2 separate regions of the Homo sapiens genome follow, and region 2 is linked to region 1. Evidence: read pairs that join two places in POLR2A ChIA-PET (ENCODE). Cell type or tissue: Panc1. All regions are shown on one strand. Links, peaks and the distances in the headings refer to the core of each region. The heading gives the core; the rest is flanking DNA.

Region 1 (5,377 bases), core at 123-5,122:
GTGGCAAATGGTAAGTGAAAGGTTTCACTGAAATCTTGGCAGATTAGGAGCTGGTTAAAAATACTTTTATGGGACATACTAACTTTTGTGTATTAATATATTTATTGAAAAACCAAAATCTTTCCAAATGGTTCTATGAGGAAGGAAAGAAATGAGAGTTGAATTATAAAAGTTTGAAAGGAGGACTAAAGATTTTTCAGGGCAGTTGAGGCAGGGTTTTCAGAATTTGCATTTAGCCACTAAACTGTAGACGCCTGCTGGTGTTGGAGTTGACAGAGGTGTATCTGCTGAGGTTATTAGGTCTTTGTCCTGGTGCATAAAAGTGGAAGAGTATGCTGTGATGAGCTCTTTTCATAACGTTATGAACGCAGGTCTTGCCTGTGACTTAGAACAGTCTCTTTTGGTGTCAAACCTCCCTGTGCACTGGCTTCCGGCTACACCTAGTTGGATCTTTGTATCACACCGCATTGCTTGCTGACCTGTAGTATTTCGCTACACACAGGGATTCTGGCTCTCCAGAGCCGATTCCGTTTTAGGCAGCTGCCTTCCCCATGTAGGAATACTCTGTTTATCTTACCTTCACCCGGTAACCAGTTCTAGGTAAGATGCCTGCTGGTCATGGCCCTGTTCCCATGAAGGTATTCACAGTTTTCATTTCAGTCAATCAAATTTATTGAATGTCTGCTCTGTGTGTGCAGTATGCAAGTGCTGGGGATAGAAAGATGAATAAAACCACAGTCTGTGCCCTCGAGGAGCTCACGCTTTAATAGGGGATTTTGGATGACCTTAATGCTTCAGGACTTAGTAAGAAATAAGCCCGAGTACTTGTGAAATGTTAGGCTTTGTTGATGAATGTCATGAAGAGAATATGTACCTTTCTGTTGCCTTCACACTCTACCTCTGGCCCTCTGTGCTGTTCAAATGCCCATCTTCCTGCTACCTCCTCTACCTTGAAACATTGCAGGGCTTGGAGGGAGCTTGTTCTAAAGTCTAAGAAGAGCTAGATGATTTGTAAAACTTTCTTCAGACCAGCTGCCACTGACAGCCTGCCCGGAGCCGGACATGGGGCAGGATCGTGCCGGGATTGCTGTGACTGGATGGTGGAAAATTTTGCAGAAACATCTGTTCTGTTTGGAGGGTCCAAATAGTTTTAAAAACATGTGCTTAGCCAAAGCTCATATTTCACAAAACCTTTGCAAATATCTAGAAGCTTTTCTTCTTTTCTATGTGGACGTGGAAGCAAAGGAGAGGAAAATGTGGCCACATGTATGTTTTCAACTTCTTATTTCCAAGTATTTGGCTTTTTCAGGGATGAGAACCAATCAGATCACTTTCGTGAGGTATGCAGTGCCTCTAGACTGTTCTCTCTCTTTTGGATAGATACATGAAGTCTTGAAGAAAGAAAAATTTCTCTAAACACAATGGGAGAGATTACAGTAATGCTATCAAGCTGTAGTTTTAATTGCTTGAAAATAAACGAAGAAAAAGGTTCACAGCTGTTTGAGAGTGAGGACCAATCAAGGGCAGAGCAACAAAAAAGCTCCCCTTTCCTGGGATGACTGCCAGGACTCAGCTCTCCACATCTGAAGACGTTTTACAAAGTGCAGTGTGCCGTGAGCAGGGAGAGAAAGGCATCCAGAGAAGGCGCGGGAGGACTTGAGTGAGGAGCCAGGTCCTGGCTTCATCCCAGTCTGTGGGCCTCAAGGTCAGGGGAGTAACGAGCTCATGGCCGACAGACCGGGATGACAGGGACTTCTTAGGGGACAAGTATGAGTTTGTTCAAACTTGGGGGCATGAGTTTTTGAGAACACGGCTCAACGCTCAGCATGGTGAATGCTGCAGACCTAGCATGGAGCCGTACCTGGCACCTCCAGGAGAAAAAAGCGCCCCAAACTCTAAAGCTAAAGGCCTCTGCACATGATTGCCTGTGAACCAGAGGGTTGGAGATTAGTTTTCTCCCCCCTTAGGTCATTATGTATGTTCCAAGTTGGGCATGGAGAGCAGCTCTTCTGCCCTTTGAACCTGGTACAGACCCAGGAAACCTGGGCCTCTCCCTCGGTACCTCTCATTACAGGTGCATGGCTCAGGCTCATGGAACAAATCAGCTGACTTTTCCTTTGTTTCTTAATGCTAGGGAGCAGGCAGGGAGCTAAAGGCTGAAGGAAGTTGAGGCAGTTGTCCTTAAGACTATCTTTAGTGAAGTGAAAGGTGCAGAATCTGCCATTTGTCATGTCACCTTAGAACAAGGCAAAATCCCCAGGGTACAGACATCCAATTGATGTACCATACTTGATCTCCAGGTTAAAATATAATACAGCTATGATGCATGAGTCTCATTGTGAAAACAGCTGATTGGTGAGGAAGGTCAGTTCTCACTAAATTGGAGAGATGAGGCCGTGAGATCAAGAGGAAGCAGCGCTGAGCTGGGAGTCCAGATAGCTGGCTCTGCTCTCTGCTCTGCCACCAGCTGTGGTGCTGGTTAAGTTACTGGGCTCTTCCATCCCCTCTCTGCCTTGTCAGTAGGCAGATTGGATGATGTGTAAGTTCCTCCTGTGCTGAAGATCCTTGAACTGAGGACCTGATTTCCAGAGCCCAGGGAACATCTTAGAAATGGAGTAAATTACATGAGATTTTCCCAGGGGAGGCCTTGATCACATTTTGTACAACATTCAGTCATGTATGGTTGCTATGATACCAGGCAGCATTTTGAAACCATACACAGGGATGAGTCTTTCAGTCAGTGGCCTAAACCATCTCCCTTTGCTGCAGAGCCAGCTTTTCTGCAATTCCAGGGGAAAGTATGGGCAATTGTTAATACCCCAAAGATTTTATATGATTTTAAAACAAAGTGGCCAACAGTGTCAACATTGTTTACCAGTGACTCGTGTCTTTTTTTTCCTTTGTCCTCCTCCTTTTTTAAAAAATAACATTTCCTTGGCCTGTTAATTTCTCTGTTCTATGTTGCTTGTATGGAAAAGTATCTCAAAACCTATAATGTAAACCTCTCAATTTGCTTTACTTTTCCTGCTCTTGAGATTTTCATGTGGCCCTGATTAAAATTTTAATTTGTCAGTAGAGTCAAATCTTATTAGTGCCATTCCAGCAATTGGGCACTGGGATCATTTGCAAGGTCTTCAGGGAAGTTTGCCTTTGCACAGTTTAGGAAAGATTCTGTTAATTAGGTGAATGGTATAATTGATACGACAAGAGGATTGTTTAACTTAAGGGAAGCAATTTATTATGCATGCATGAGAAGCTTCTAGGTATTTACTGACCAATTGCATGCCCATTACATATCCTTTTTGTATTTTAGAGATAATAATCATCTTATATTGTTTACCTCCTAGCCCAGTTTTTGGCACACTTGAAAGTACTACAAATTGTCTTTATGAAAAAAAAAAAAAAAAAAACTAGGCTGAGCACGGTGGCTTACACCTGTAATCCCAGCACTTTGGGAGGCCGAGGTGGGCAGATCATCTGATGTCAGGAGTTCGAGACCAGCCTGGCTAACATGGTGAAACCCTGTTTTTACTAAATATACAAAAAATTAGCTGGGCGTGTTGGTGTGCACCTGTAATCCCAGCTACTCCGGAGGCCGAGGCAGGAAAATCACTTGAACCCGGGAGGTGGAGGTTTCAGTGAGCTGAGATCGCACCATTGCACTCCAGCTTGGGCAACAAGAGCGAAACTCTGTCTCAAAAACAAACAAACGAAAAAAACTACTTAGAAGCAGAAGGAGACGGGAAAGGACACTAGGCTGAGAGACTGAGGCTGAAGTCTAGGTTCTGTTCCTCGCCTCGGCACTGATTAGCAAGTGAGCAAAAGTCATTTATCCCATCTGTACAGTTTGAAGATTGGTTTGAGCACCTGCCGAAGTCCCCTTCCAACCTATTTTGACACTGAGATTTAACAAATTCAAACGAAATTGCCCTACTTGGTTCAAATATGTTTTTCCAAGTGGCCCAAATCTACCTTCTTCGTCATTTTTTCATTTTATTAGACTGGGCAGAAAACAAGAGAAAGTTTGCCCAACACTTGCTCCATCATTGGTTCTCCAGAGCTTTCCAGCAGAAGTCAGATTACCTAAAGCCTGGTGTAGCCTGGGCAGCACTGATGAGGCTCTGGCTGAAGCCTTGGCATTGATTCTCACAGGGCTTTGGCTGTGCTGTGTGGTCACCTCTTTAGTTGCTGGATTATAGCCCCAAGGAGAGGGCAGGAGCAGCAAGGGATTCCTTTGGGGATATGGGCACAACAGCATTTGTCAATGGAGAGATAAAGATTCCACTGGTTTAACAACCAGAACAACAGAACTCATCCCTGTTGATGTCTGAGTCATCTCTGGGATCTTACCCCCTCACAACACTGATGGAGCAAGGAAACATGTTCACTGAGGATAATAGTTACCTTAATTCAGGTTTTTCAGACCCAGCCTTTCCTATCTCCATGTGCTGTGGACCTAGTAAATGACAAAGTTTCACTTAGTTATCTGGAGTGGACACAGACTCCAGCATTTTCTCCTAGAGTTTTTGTCCAGGTGGTCTCACAGCCATGGAGGGATGGCAGCAGCTTGTCAAAGATTCTCATTTTCAAGGGTAGGCAGGTACAAAGGAGTTAACTTGTGGAAGCTTAATCTGGAATGGGGACCAGCCCTGTGCCAAGATGCTGGAGGTACCTGCTAGTTCTTCTTGGCTCTGGATGAGCAGAAGCTGTCTTTGGATGCATTTGTAGGGTTTTTTTGGATAGCTTTTCTTAAAAAGACCATTCATCTTTTCAGGAGTCATAAAATGGAATTACAAACTGATTTTCCAATTAGAGTTTTAAAACAGCAGTAACAATCAAATCAACAGCAGCAGCCACCCTCTGGAAGGTGCCATTAGGTGGTAACCGTGAGCTTGAGGCAAGCACAGACACTTCTTTTCCAAGCAGGGACCTTGCAGTACTCTGGTTGAGGATCATCATCTGGTTTGATGGTTCCCACCTTTTGTTGTTAATGCTTTCTCTTTTTTTTTTTTTTTTTTTTTTTTTGAGATGGAGTCTCGCTCTGTCGCCCAGGCTGGAGTGCAGTGGTGCGATCTCGGCTCACTGCAACCTCTGCCTCCTGGATTCAAGCAATTCTCCTGCCTCAGCCTCCCAAGTAGCTGGGATAACAGGCATGCGCCACCATACCTGGCTAATTTTTTGTATTTTTAGTAGAGATGGGGTTTTACCATGCTGGCCAGGCTGGTCTCGAACACCTGACCTTGTGATCCCCCTGCCTCAGCCTCCCAAAGTGCTGGGATTACAGGTGTGAGCCACTGCGCCCAGCCTTGTTGTTGATGCTTTCTTTGCCACTTCCAGCCCTGACCTGGCCTGTACCGGAGCCTTTCCAGTGTTCTTT
Region 2 (5,377 bases), core at 153-5,152, 62 kb after region 1:
AGCCTGGGCGACAGAGCGAGACTCTGTCTCAAAAAAAAAAAAAAGCAATGGTATTATCAGGGTACATCACATATGGTGAAGTTTAGTAATGTTTTGTGAAACTTTCGTATGTTTGTGTCTGGAGGGGTGTACTGGTTATGATTTAAAATGTATGTCTTACTGTGAGTTGCATCAAAAATACTGTAAAAACACTGAACTGATTGGCTAAAGTAGGAAGGTGTGGGCTGAAGGGAGGAGAGATTGACAGGCAGAGTAGTTGTAGATACTCAGCAACTACCTTTTTTTTTTTTGAAAGTATGTTATCTCTGCATTCCTTTTAAAACCAAGCCATAGAAATGAAGACGCAGTATCTTTATTATATTGAATCCATGTCTAGAGCATTAAACCTCATCTTAAGTAAGCCTAGAAAATCCATCAGAGTCTCTGCCTTCCATTTGTGGAAACTCAGCTGATAGTAAGGTTTACCAAATCCCAGAGGTCTCCCGAGCTTCTCTGAGGAATCTGATGTCTTGTGATTACCTTGATAATGTCTGTTTTACTTAACCATGATAGAAAGTTTTGCATTTGACTTGAATGTGTGATAAAATCATTTAAATGTATCTTGGTTTTATAAATTGAAAGGCTTTCCTTTATGTATAAAACAAGTTAGTTGATCACACAGTTTGTAGTGAATCAGAATGGCTTTTAATAAACTCAGCTTAAAGCTAGCCAAAAGGTTTTCTATCTCTACTGAAAAGTCATATGGCTCTTTGGAAAAACTTTTGAAGAACTTTTCTGATGCAAGTCCCTACTCTTGCAAGAGAAAAATCATAATCTGAGTGCATGTGTGCACTCAAGTTCCAAGGATAGCAAAGTAAAATGAAATCTAAGTTCTTTATGCAAATAATTCAGGTTTCTGTTTTAGTGTATAGTTTAAGCCTTCTCTTCCCAGAGATTATTTGCCAGAGAGACTAATGAGTTAAGATGTGGCTGCACTGGGTTATTCCTGCTGGAGAGACAATGACTCTCAGACCACCTTGTCTTGGAAGCTGGGGTAGGACCTTAGAATTTATACTGGAATTGCTCAATTAAAATGTATGATTCACACAGTGGCTCACACCTATAATCCCAGAACTTTGGGAGGCCAAGGTGGGAGGATTCTTTTTTTAATTCACTGAGCATAGTGGTGCACGCCTGTAGTCCCAGCCACTCAGGAAGCTGAGGTGGGAGGATCTCTTAAGCCAGGAGATTGACGTTGCAGTGAGCCATGTTTGTGCCACTGTACTGCAGCCGGGGCAACAGACACTATCTCTAAAAAAAATAATAATAATTAATTTTAAAAATAAATAATTAAAATGTATGATTCTCACTTAAAGCTTGTGAGGGAGTTGGTGCATATATCATTATCTTTTCACAGGTAAAGAAACTGACTTGATGAAAGCTCTAAGCTAGAAATAGTTAGAACCTGGACTAGAACCTCTGGTGTTTTTTAAGATCAGTCACCCAAAGGAGAAATTTAATAAAAGATGCAGGTGCAGTAACAGTGTTGCAGCTTCTGTCGTGGGTTCTGATTTCCATCAGAATTTGTCTAAATATTTCATCCCAGTGCTTCCAAAGCATTCCAGCATTCTATGAAGCACTTTTTAGCGAGGAAAAAAAAGAACTCTAGTGGGGAATGCTAGTAATGGGAGAGGCCATGCATGGGGTGGGAGCAAAAGTATATGGGATATCTCTGTACCTTCCTCTCCATTTTGCTGTGAACCTAAAACTGCTCTTTTAAAAAGTCTAATTTTTAAGTCTTTTTAAAAAAGGGAAAGAGGCATGTCTCAGACCTGTATGCTTTCCCATCCAGCTGGTCACCTGGTCAATTTGTATTGATTCCTGCCACCATGGCAATGAGGCCAAAACCAACCACTTAATTCAGAGAGTTGCCTGCCAGCCCCAAGAGCAACCTTAGTGTCCAGAAATAATTTTTTTTTTTTTTGAGATGGAGTCTCACTCTGTTGCCCAGGCTGGAGTGCAGCGGCATGATCTCGGCTCACTGCAACCTCCGCCTCCCGGGTTCCAGTGATTCTCCTGCCTCAGCCTCCCCAGTAGCTGGGATTACAGGCACACACCACCACACCTGGCTAATTTTTGTATTTTTAGTAGAGACAGGGTTTCACCATGTTGGTCGGATTGATCTCGAACTCCCTACCTCAGGTGATCCTCCCACCTCACCACACCCGGCTAATTTTTTTTATTTTCAGTAGAGATGGGGTTTCATCATGTTGGCCAGACTGGTCTCGAACTCCTAACCTCAGGTGATCTGCCCACCTCGGCCTCCCGAAGTACTGGGCATGAGAAATATTTGGGTCCAGAAATAATTCTATGCCTAGAGTCAGACGTGGGCAATCAAAAACATAAACTTTATTGGAAAGATCAGGAATAGCATACTTTTACCTGCTCCTAAGTTATGGGGCTGTTGACATCCCATTGCAGTAGCTGGATAGCACTTAAAGAGTGGGAATTAGGCAAGGTGGGGTGCCTGGAAAGTGTTCCATGTGCTTCTGGGGCCATGTAAGATGATGTTGGGTCATACAAGAACAAAAATGTTTTATGCTAATAGTTACATAATGCTTATTTTAATTTTGTCATAAAAAATCCATGTTCATTTATGGAAGAGATATAATAAAATCACCTTAAAAGTTAAAATACAAAGGAAAGGCCACCTGGCAATTTAATTAGAGAGCATTGTTACTGAACAGTGTTTCAGGGCTCCATGCTATGAAACAAGTTATTTCTACTCAGGGGAAGCAGCAAATGTGGTCAAATAGCACATACTTTGAAGTCAGACAAACCCAGATTTAAGGCTTTATCTCCTGGTCCTGTGATTTGGGCCTTTTCTGAGCTTTATATTTTCCTCTGGGAAGTGGGGTGGGTCAGGAGATATCTCCCTTACAGGATTTTCATGAGGACTGCACACAGAAAGCAATTCATTTTGTATTGACCCATAGTAGACACGCAGTGATAGTAATAATATCTTTATTATCAGTTATTATTGCTACTTGAGAACTATTGATTGTTCACAAATGTAGTCCCACAACGCAAGCACTAAATGCTTTCAGACCTTACTACCTAAAATAATAATGGTACCTAGTGGGTAAGTTTTTGGTGTTTGGGGTTTTTGTTTTTTGTTTTTTTTGAGACACAGTCTTGCTCTGTTGCCCAGGCTGGAGTGCAGTGGTGCCGTCTTGGCTCACTGTGACCTCCGCTTCCCAGGTTTAAGTAATTCTCCTGACTCAGCCTCCTGAGTAGCTGGGACTACAGGAGCACACCACCACGCCTGGCTGATTTTTGTATTTTAGTAGAGATGGGGTTTCACCAAGTTGGGGTGATCCAGCTGCCTCTGCCTCCCAAAGTGCTGGTATTACAGGCATGAGCCACTGAGCCTGGCCCCTAGTGGGTAAGATTTATTAAGTATTTATCATGTACCAGCCACTGTGCTCTGTGCTGTCTATGGCTTATCTCTTTTAATCCTCTTAATAACCTCTTCATGTGTAGGAGCCATGAGTCACTGTCATCTTTATCTGCTGAGAAACTTGCTCAAGTCACACAGAAAGTAGCAGACTGTCAGTAACTACCATCTTACATTGTCTAAAGAAATTTAAGCCTTTTTTTTTTTTTTTTTAAGCAACAGAAAGTCCAGAGTTAATTCCCAGAAGTCCTTCCACAGAAGCCAAGATTGTCAGGAGCCATCTGCCAAGTGCCAGATAACTGAGAAGGTCCAGGGACTTCCCAGACACCCAAATTCACACCATCAGCGAGATCAATTGAGTTACAGCTCAGCATGCTCCCCTACTCATTAGCAAGTAGAATGAATACACAACTTGCACAGAATCAGGAACGATAAATCCCCAGCTAGCACATAACCTCTGTGGCCCACGAACCTGAACACTGTGTTCCTGGCTGCCACCTGGGTGTGGAGTCGGCAGGCATAATGCTCTAGCCAGCCTGGCAGAGCCTCTTGGACCAGAATTTGACCTGAGTAAGCTGTGACCTATGTGCACTTACATTTGATAACTCTTAGGCAGGGCCATCCAGTCAGTCTGTGTCCAGATGTTCAGCTCTTTCTCCTGTGACTTTTTTTTTTTTTTTTAAGCAATGATTCGGCTTCCCTGGGAGATAGGAAGTAACGAAGGCAATTCCTTTTGTCAAATCCTTGACAAAACTGGCTTCCGAAATACAAAACTAATATACTTGGATACAGCCTGATTTGTTACCAAGGTGAATAATGACAGCACAGGAAAACCACAGTGGTTCTGGCCAATCTGACTTACAGAAAATTCTGAACCACAGAACAACTAAAGTGATGTGGTCTTATTAATTGTAGGCACATACTGTGAAGAAAAATAAATGGTTCCCAGTCAAAGGTCTTGTCAGAACACCCTTACTGAATAGATGAAAACCATATCACAATTCAAAGATTGTGATTTGGTTTTCGAAATACATGAAAACACTAACTTGTCTACATAATTACTAAGCTTAATACTTTCTGTATAGAAAGTGAAAGGGGTGGAAATAAACCTGAGTCCCAAGTGAAGTCAAAATTTAATGATTTCAGGTAGGTCTTGTGGTTCACGCCGTAATCCCAGCACTTTGGGAGGCTGAGGTGGGCAAATCACTTGAAGTCAGGAGTTCGAGACCAGCCTGGCCAACATGGCGAAACCCCATCTCTACTAAAAATACAAAAATTAGCTAGGTGTGGTGGTGCACACCTGTAATCCCAGCTACTTGGGAGACCAAGGCACGAGAATCACTTGAACCCAAGAGGCGGAGGTTGCAGTAAGCTGAGATCATGCCACTGCATTCCAGCCTGAGGGACAGAGCAAGACTTCATCTCAGAAAAGAAAAAAAAAAATTATTTCACTGGATGTCGGACTTATACAACTTTTAAATCACTTCCAGTAGTTCCTTTCCAGTTTCACAATTGCCTTTTTAGTTTGGAAGGGTGGGAGAGATGCAAATTGGTGTAAATAACTTTCCCAACCAGTTCTCTATCCCTTTTCCAGTTTCTGAGCCTTCTCAGAGTCTGTAATAGTAATTGCCAACCCTGACTGCATATTAGAATCTTTGGGGATGGGTCCTTGGCATCAGACTTTTTTTTTTTTTAAGTTACCCAGGTGATAATAATGGGCAGTTCTGGCTAGAAACCATTGGCCCTCTAGGCTCTTGTTGATTTAGAAATGGCTGAAACCACAGGAGACAAACTCACAGATGGGATCATAGGCGTCAGGTATTAAGCCTGTAGCATGGGTGTTTCTTCTTAGCTTGGGAACACCTACTCCAACTGGCTCATCAGGTACCCCCCCTTTCTGGTTATCCCTGCCATTTCTCTAAAGTCCAGGTACTTAAATCA

The links. Peaks named below come from ENCODE experiments on the same cell type or tissue, not always from the same donor. Only the 100,000 strongest peaks of a DNase experiment are listed, where the experiment ranks them.
Region 2: POLR2A ChIA-PET joins it to region 1 with 14 read pairs; 2 of 35 experiments call an interaction of 5 or more read pairs at or near these places.

Annotation. Positions count from the first base shown.
Region 1 is chr7:28,066,251-28,071,627 of GRCh38, reverse strand. The region is part of intron 1 of JAZF1 (JAZF zinc finger 1); the gene reads left to right. Among named protein-coding and RNA genes, the nearest start is that of JAZF1-AS1, 110 kb to the left of the region's middle. In Panc1, for the core only: no CTCF peak of the experiment used is centred there; no DNase peak of the experiment used is centred there; H3K27ac peaks cover 3,981 bases.
Region 2 is chr7:28,004,155-28,009,531 of GRCh38, reverse strand. All of the region lies in intron 1 of JAZF1 (JAZF zinc finger 1), which reads left to right. Among named protein-coding and RNA genes, the nearest start is that of JAZF1-AS1, 170 kb to the left of the region's middle. In Panc1, for the core only: no CTCF peak of the experiment used is centred there; no DNase peak of the experiment used is centred there.